Linked DNA regions of Homo sapiens: region 1 is linked to region 2. Evidence: chromatin contacts called from ENCODE Hi-C or POLR2A ChIA-PET data. All regions are on one chromosome and are shown on one strand. The core of a region is the stretch at or near the end of the contact, and the rest is flanking DNA. Distances in the headings are between cores, read along the strand shown.

Evidence for each region. A loop is a pair of places that touch in the nucleus more often than their neighbours do. ChIA-PET counts read pairs that join two places held with the same protein, here RNA polymerase II (POLR2A). Pooled maps may share reads with other maps.
Region 1: a loop to region 2 is called in a map of CD4-positive, alpha-beta T cell, with 13 times the contacts of the local background. The contact joins the promoter of ENDOG here to the enhancer-like site in region 2. A Hi-C loop is called at or near these places in 2 of 168 maps with a recorded cell type or tissue (CD4-positive, alpha-beta T cell and naive thymus-derived CD4-positive, alpha-beta T cell), 1 of 37 single-sample maps with no recorded cell type and 11 of 50 pooled maps. POLR2A ChIA-PET finds 5 or more read pairs at or near these places in 10 of 52 experiments (AG04449, CD4-positive, alpha-beta T cell, CD4-positive, alpha-beta memory T cell and 7 more).

The regions. Positions count from the first base shown.
Region 1 is chr9:128,817,249-128,819,948 of GRCh38, forward strand. It overlaps ENDOG (endonuclease G), which reads left to right and starts at 1,252. Exons shown (of 3, transcript NM_004435.2): 1 at 1,252-1,937. The coding sequence starts at 1,437. It overlaps KYAT1-SPOUT1 (KYAT1-SPOUT1 readthrough), which reads right to left. Exons shown (of 25, transcript NR_182311.1): 25 at 2,403-2,700. It overlaps SPOUT1 (SPOUT domain containing methyltransferase 1), which reads right to left. Exons shown (of 12, transcript NM_016390.4): 12 at 2,403-2,700. RefSeq lists a silencer at 1,486-1,545 and enhancers at 1,650-2,215, 2,166-2,255.
Region 2 is chr9:128,901,541-128,904,240 of GRCh38, forward strand. The region is part of intron 2 of LRRC8A (leucine rich repeat containing 8 VRAC subunit A); the gene reads left to right. Among named protein-coding and RNA genes, the nearest start is that of PHYHD1, 18 kb to the right of the region's middle. RefSeq lists a silencer at 2,201-2,373. Within about 2 kb of position 1,296, at least 22 of the 41 ENCODE cell types and tissues checked have a DNase peak (open chromatin) inside an H3K27ac peak, as active enhancers do; they include CD4-positive, alpha-beta T cell, where a contact is called at or near this core.

The sequences.
Region 1 (2,700 bases), core at 2-2,501, 84 kb before region 2:
CTGGGCGTGGTGGCGCGCGCCTGTAGTCCCAGCTACTCAGGAGGCCGAGGCACGAGAATCGCTTGAACCAAGGAGGCGGAGGTTGCAGTGAGCCTGGGCGACAGAGCGAGACTCCGTCTCAAAAAAAAAAAAAAATTAGCTGGGCCTGGTGGTGCGCGCCTGTAATCCCAGCTACTTCAGAGGCTGAGGCAGGAGAATCACTTGAACCTGGGAGGCAGAGGTTCCACTGCGCGGAGATCACGCCATTGCACTCCAGCCTGGGCAATAGAGTGAGACTCCGTCTCAAAAAATAAAAGTCCTTAACCAGTCCATATTTCTGAATATTTTGCTTATTCCTGCCGGCAGTGTAATACTCTGGTGAATATTTGCGTTCGAGATCCTTGCATTCCCGAGATTTCCCCAGCTCAGCCCTCTGCGTGGGTTGAACGGTATGAACCTTTTTAAGGCTTCGCTTGTACTGTACTGTCAAGCTGTTTTTTGGAATATTCGCCCCAGGTTTCTGTTCCAGCCAGCAGCCAGCATCAGCCGTCTGCATCCTTGTCCTCAAACTGCTGTTAATTAAAATCTTTGCCAATCTGGGCCGGGCGCGGTGGCTCACGCCTGTAATGCCAACACTTTGGGAGGCCGAGGCCGGCGGATCGCCTGAGGTCGGGAGTTTGAGACCAGCCTGACCAACATGGAGAAACCCTGTCTCTACTAAAGATACAAAATTAGCCGGGCGTGGTGGCGCATGCCTGTAATCCCAGCTACTTGGGAGGCTGAAGCAGGAGAATCGCTTGAACCTGTGAGGCGGAGGTTGCAGTGAGCCGAGATCACGCCATTGCACTCGAGTCTGGGCGACCAGAGCGAAACTCCGTCTCAAAAAAAAAAAAAAAAAAAAAGAAACCTTTGCCAATCTGGTAGAATTGCGGGGCTTATTTTATGGTGTCATGGAGGATAGCCTAGGGCCAGATATACCTGGGGCCCTGTGCCTGCTCTGCGAACTAGGAGCTCACTCTCCGAGCGGTGTAGAGGGTGAGACTAAGCAGTGACAGTAAAAGCTTTCGACAGTGCTTGACCCTTCCGCGGAGCGTATTAAGCAGGAGCTCCCTGCGCAGGCGCAGAGGAGAGAGTGTCTCCCACCCCACGACCAGCAGGGGGCCTGCGAGGCGGGTGCGGAGCCAGGCCTGATGGTGGCCAATCGCGAGCTGAGGCGACGATGCCACGCCCCTCATACCGGCGTCTTAAATGCGCAAAGAAAGGACGCCGGGGACACCCGGTTGGGCTCTGCTGCTCCCTTCTGGGTTCCGAGGCCCAAGCCCTTGGCAGTGTTTGTGAGTGGAAGGGAGGTCACGCTATCGTCCGCGGCCCCAGCAGCCCTGTGCCCTCGTTGGATCCCGCGACGCGGCTCCTTTAAGAGCCTCGCGGGTCGCCCGCCGCTAGGTCGCTCCCCGGCCATGCGGGCGCTGCGGGCCGGCCTGACCCTGGCGTCGGGCGCGGGGCTGGGTGCGGTCGTCGAGGGCTGGCGGCGGCGGCGGGAGGACGCGCGGGCGGCGCCGGGACTGCTGGGCCGGCTGCCCGTGCTGCCCGTGGCGGCGGCAGCCGAGTTGCCCCCTGTGCCCGGGGGACCCCGCGGCCCGGGCGAGCTGGCCAAGTACGGGCTGCCGGGGCTGGCGCAGCTCAAGAGCCGCGAGTCGTACGTGCTGTGCTACGACCCGCGCACCCGCGGCGCGCTCTGGGTGGTGGAGCAGCTGCGACCCGAGCGTCTCCGCGGCGACGGCGACCGGCGCGAGTGCGACTTCCGCGAGGACGACTCGGTGCACGCGTACCACCGTGCCACCAACGCCGACTACCGCGGCAGTGGCTTCGACCGCGGTCACCTGGCCGCCGCCGCCAACCACCGCTGGAGCCAGAAGGCCATGGACGACACGTTCTACCTGAGCAACGTCGCGCCCCAGGTAGCGCCCGCGCCCCGGGCCGGTCGCGGAATGCGGGGCCGGCGCCTGGCCTCGCGGGGCCTCGGTTTGTTCTTCTGCAGAACGGGGCAGCTGCCCAACGCGCCCCCGGTCAGGCATCGCAGTGACATCCCGTGGCGGGAGGGAGGAGCACTGGGCTCCAGGCACAGGGTCTGCAGGCCGACCAGGGCTTGAGCTTCAACTGCGAACCCTGGGCACCTCCCTGAGCGTCGCTTTCCTCGTCAAAAAAATGGGGATAATACCGTTATTCACCTTCCTCCTGCGGTAGTGATGAGGCGCTGAGGCTCACAGAGGCAAAGTGACGGGCACAGTGTCACACAGCAGAAGAAGGCTGTCTGTTGTAGAACCGCAGCGCCCAACCTATTGGGCACCAGGGTGCGGTTTCGTGGAAGACAGTTTTTCCACGGCTTGGTGGGTGAGGGCGGGTTTCAGGATAATTCAAGTGCGTTACATTTATGTACATTTTATTTCTATTATTATTACATTGTAACATATAGTGAAATATACAACTCACAGTAATGTAGGATCCGTGGGAGCCCTGAGCTTGTTTTCCTGCAACTAGACAGTCCTATCTGGAGGTGATGGGCAACAACGACAGATCAGGCATTAGGTTTTCAAAAGAAGCGCGCAACCTCCTCACATGCGCAGTTCACCATAGGGTTCCAGCTCCTATGACAATCTCCAGCCGCCACTGATCTGACAGGAGGCGGAGCTCAGGCTGCTGTGGGATCAATGGGGGGGTGGC
Region 2 (2,700 bases), core at 46-2,545:
GCTTGAGGCCAGGAGTTTGAGACCAGCCTGGACAACATAGCAAGACCCCGTCCCATTTAATTAAAATAATTCCATGGCCTCCTCCCAGCAGCCCTGCGTGGTATCATGCCCACCATGTATGTGAAGAAACTGAGGCTGCAAGCAGTGAAGAGCTTGTCCAAGGTCCCACAGAGAGGCTACCAGAGTCCAGGCCCACACCTTGGTACTGGCTTCCCCTCTTCATCCTCGGCAAGAGCCGTGTGGGAGGGAGCCTGCCCCTGTAGGGGGCAGGCAGGTGGCTCTGACCACCCGGCTGGCTCCTGTTGGGGTGGGGCTCCTTTCCCCACACCCTTGGGAACTCAACCCTGGATTTGGTGCCTGCACCCTCTTTCCTGATCTCCCCCGAAGCCCCATCAGAGAGGGGCAGTGACTTTTCCAGAATCACACAGCAGAGGACAAGGAAACGGGTGCAGCTGGGGGTGACCCCTCCAGACAGGTTACCCTTACCAGGGGTAGGCCCAGGCACCAGCCGGGCCAGGCCTGTGAGAGACTCCAGTCCAGGCCCTTCTCAGCTCTGCAGCCAGCCCCAGGCTCTGCCATTGGAACCCCAGGGCCCTCCTCCACTCCCCAGACACACTCAAACTGGAGAGAGGAACCTGAAGCAGAAGTCCCACCTTGATCATTTTTTTTTACCCCCGCTGGACCTAGCCAAGGGCTGAACAGAGTCCGGATGTTCCCAGACCAAGCACGGAGTTGGGGCGGGTGGTCAGAATCAGACCTGATTGGGACGGTGTTTCCTGCCTTGGGCAGGTGGTTTTGCCTCTGTGAGCCTCAGTTTCCCTCACCTGTGTGACTGAGCTGGGAACACTTCCTGCCTCAGAAGGAGGAGTCTGGGTGGTACAGACAAGCCCCAGGTCGGCGGGGCTGGGGCGGCTCCTCGCAGAGGAAGCAGGTGTTTCTGTGAGCGAACACACCCCACTCCCTGAACACGAGGGAGGTGTTGCAGTATCATTGTCACCACATCCTGCCCGCTCAAACAGCCGCGCCCGCCCTGGCTGTCTCATTCCAGACTTGGGGGCAGGCAGGCTGCTGCATGCACCGGGCTCCTCTCCTCCCTCTTCTGTTCCCCAGTCTTTAGGTCCTGGCCCTGGATGGGGACTCCAGGTGTCCACATGTCTCAGTGGAGGCAGCTGTGTGATTCAGAAGCTCTCCCAGTGCCACTTTCTTTCCCAGCAGTGTAGGTGGTGCGTGGACCCACCTGGTCATTAGAGGGCCCGGGCCTTCCTGTGGGGCGGGTGCTTGCCCTGGCCCGTGAGTCCTGGCATCACTAGGAGGACTGACTTCTGGCCTGGAGCTGCCAGCCCAGGGCGGGCGGTGGTGTCTGCTGGCCCCTTTGTGACCTGAGCGCTGGTAATGCTGAGGGGCGGGGAAGCTGCACTCCCAGTCCTGTTTCTCTTGGCACCGCCTGGGTGAGACCTTGGGCAGGCGGAGGGCAAGTCCCACATGGTGGCGAGGACCTGAGCCCGGTGGTAGAGGGACAGGCCTGCTGGGTTTGTTCTTACTCTACTCTGCCCCTTAATAGCAGGGGGATGTTGGCAGGTGATGTCACCTTCCTGAGCCTTAGCACCCCCATCTCTGGGATGGGGCTATAGAGGCCTGGCCTCTTGGGCATCAAGGATGACCCTAGGAGGGCCTGCAGGGGAGGCCTGCCTGGTGCCTGGCACACTTCCAGGCCCTCAGCACTGGCTGTGGCCATCATCACCCTTGCTGAGTGCCCCATTCCACCTGCCTCACATGGGGTCCTGCTCTGCCTTCCTCCTGTCCTCCCCATCCAGCATAGCCTAGAAAGATTGGGGCTGGGGAGTGTTTGGCATTTGCAGAGAGGTGCTGTTCTTTTTTTTTTTTTTTTTTGAGTCGGCACCTCGCTCTGTCACCCAGGCTGGAGTGCAGTGGCGTGATCTCGGCTCACTGCAAGCTCCACTTCCCGGGTTCACGCCATTCTCCTGCCTCAGCCTTCCAAGCAGCTGGGACTACAGGCGCCTGCCACTATGCCCGGCTAATTTTTTTGTATTTTTAGTAGAGACGGAGTTTCACCTTGTTAGCCAGGATGGTCTCGATCTCCTGACCTCGTGATCCGCCCGCCTTGGCCTCCCAAAGTGCTGGGATTACAGGCGTGAGCCTCTGTGCCTGGCCCGAGAAGTGCTGTTCTTAAAGAGTTCCTACCTAGGCCGGGCACGGTGGCTCACGCCTGTAATCCCAGAACTTTGGGAGGCCAAGGCAGGTGGATTGGTTGAGGCCAGGAATTCAAGACCAGCCCGGCCAACATGGCAAAACACCGTCTCTACTAAAAATACAAAAATTAGCTGGATGTGGTGGCGGGCGTCTGTAATCCCAGCCACTTGGGAGATTGAAACATGAGAATCACTTAAACCCAGGAGGCAGAGGTTGCAGTGAGTCAGGATCATGCCACTGCACCCCAGCCTGGGTGACAGAGTGAGACTGTCTCAAAAAGGGAAAAAAAAAAAGTTTGTTACTATTCTGGTTATTAACATTATCAGTAATCAAAGAAAGGTGGCCCATCATCTGGGCACCCCTGTTCCTCTCCTAAGAGAGACAGACACATTTGACACAGGCATTTAAAACTTGGTTTAGATAAAAATCTAGGTTCTGGGTTACAGTGTAAAGTAAAAATTGAATGTAAAGTAAAAGCACAATTTGGCC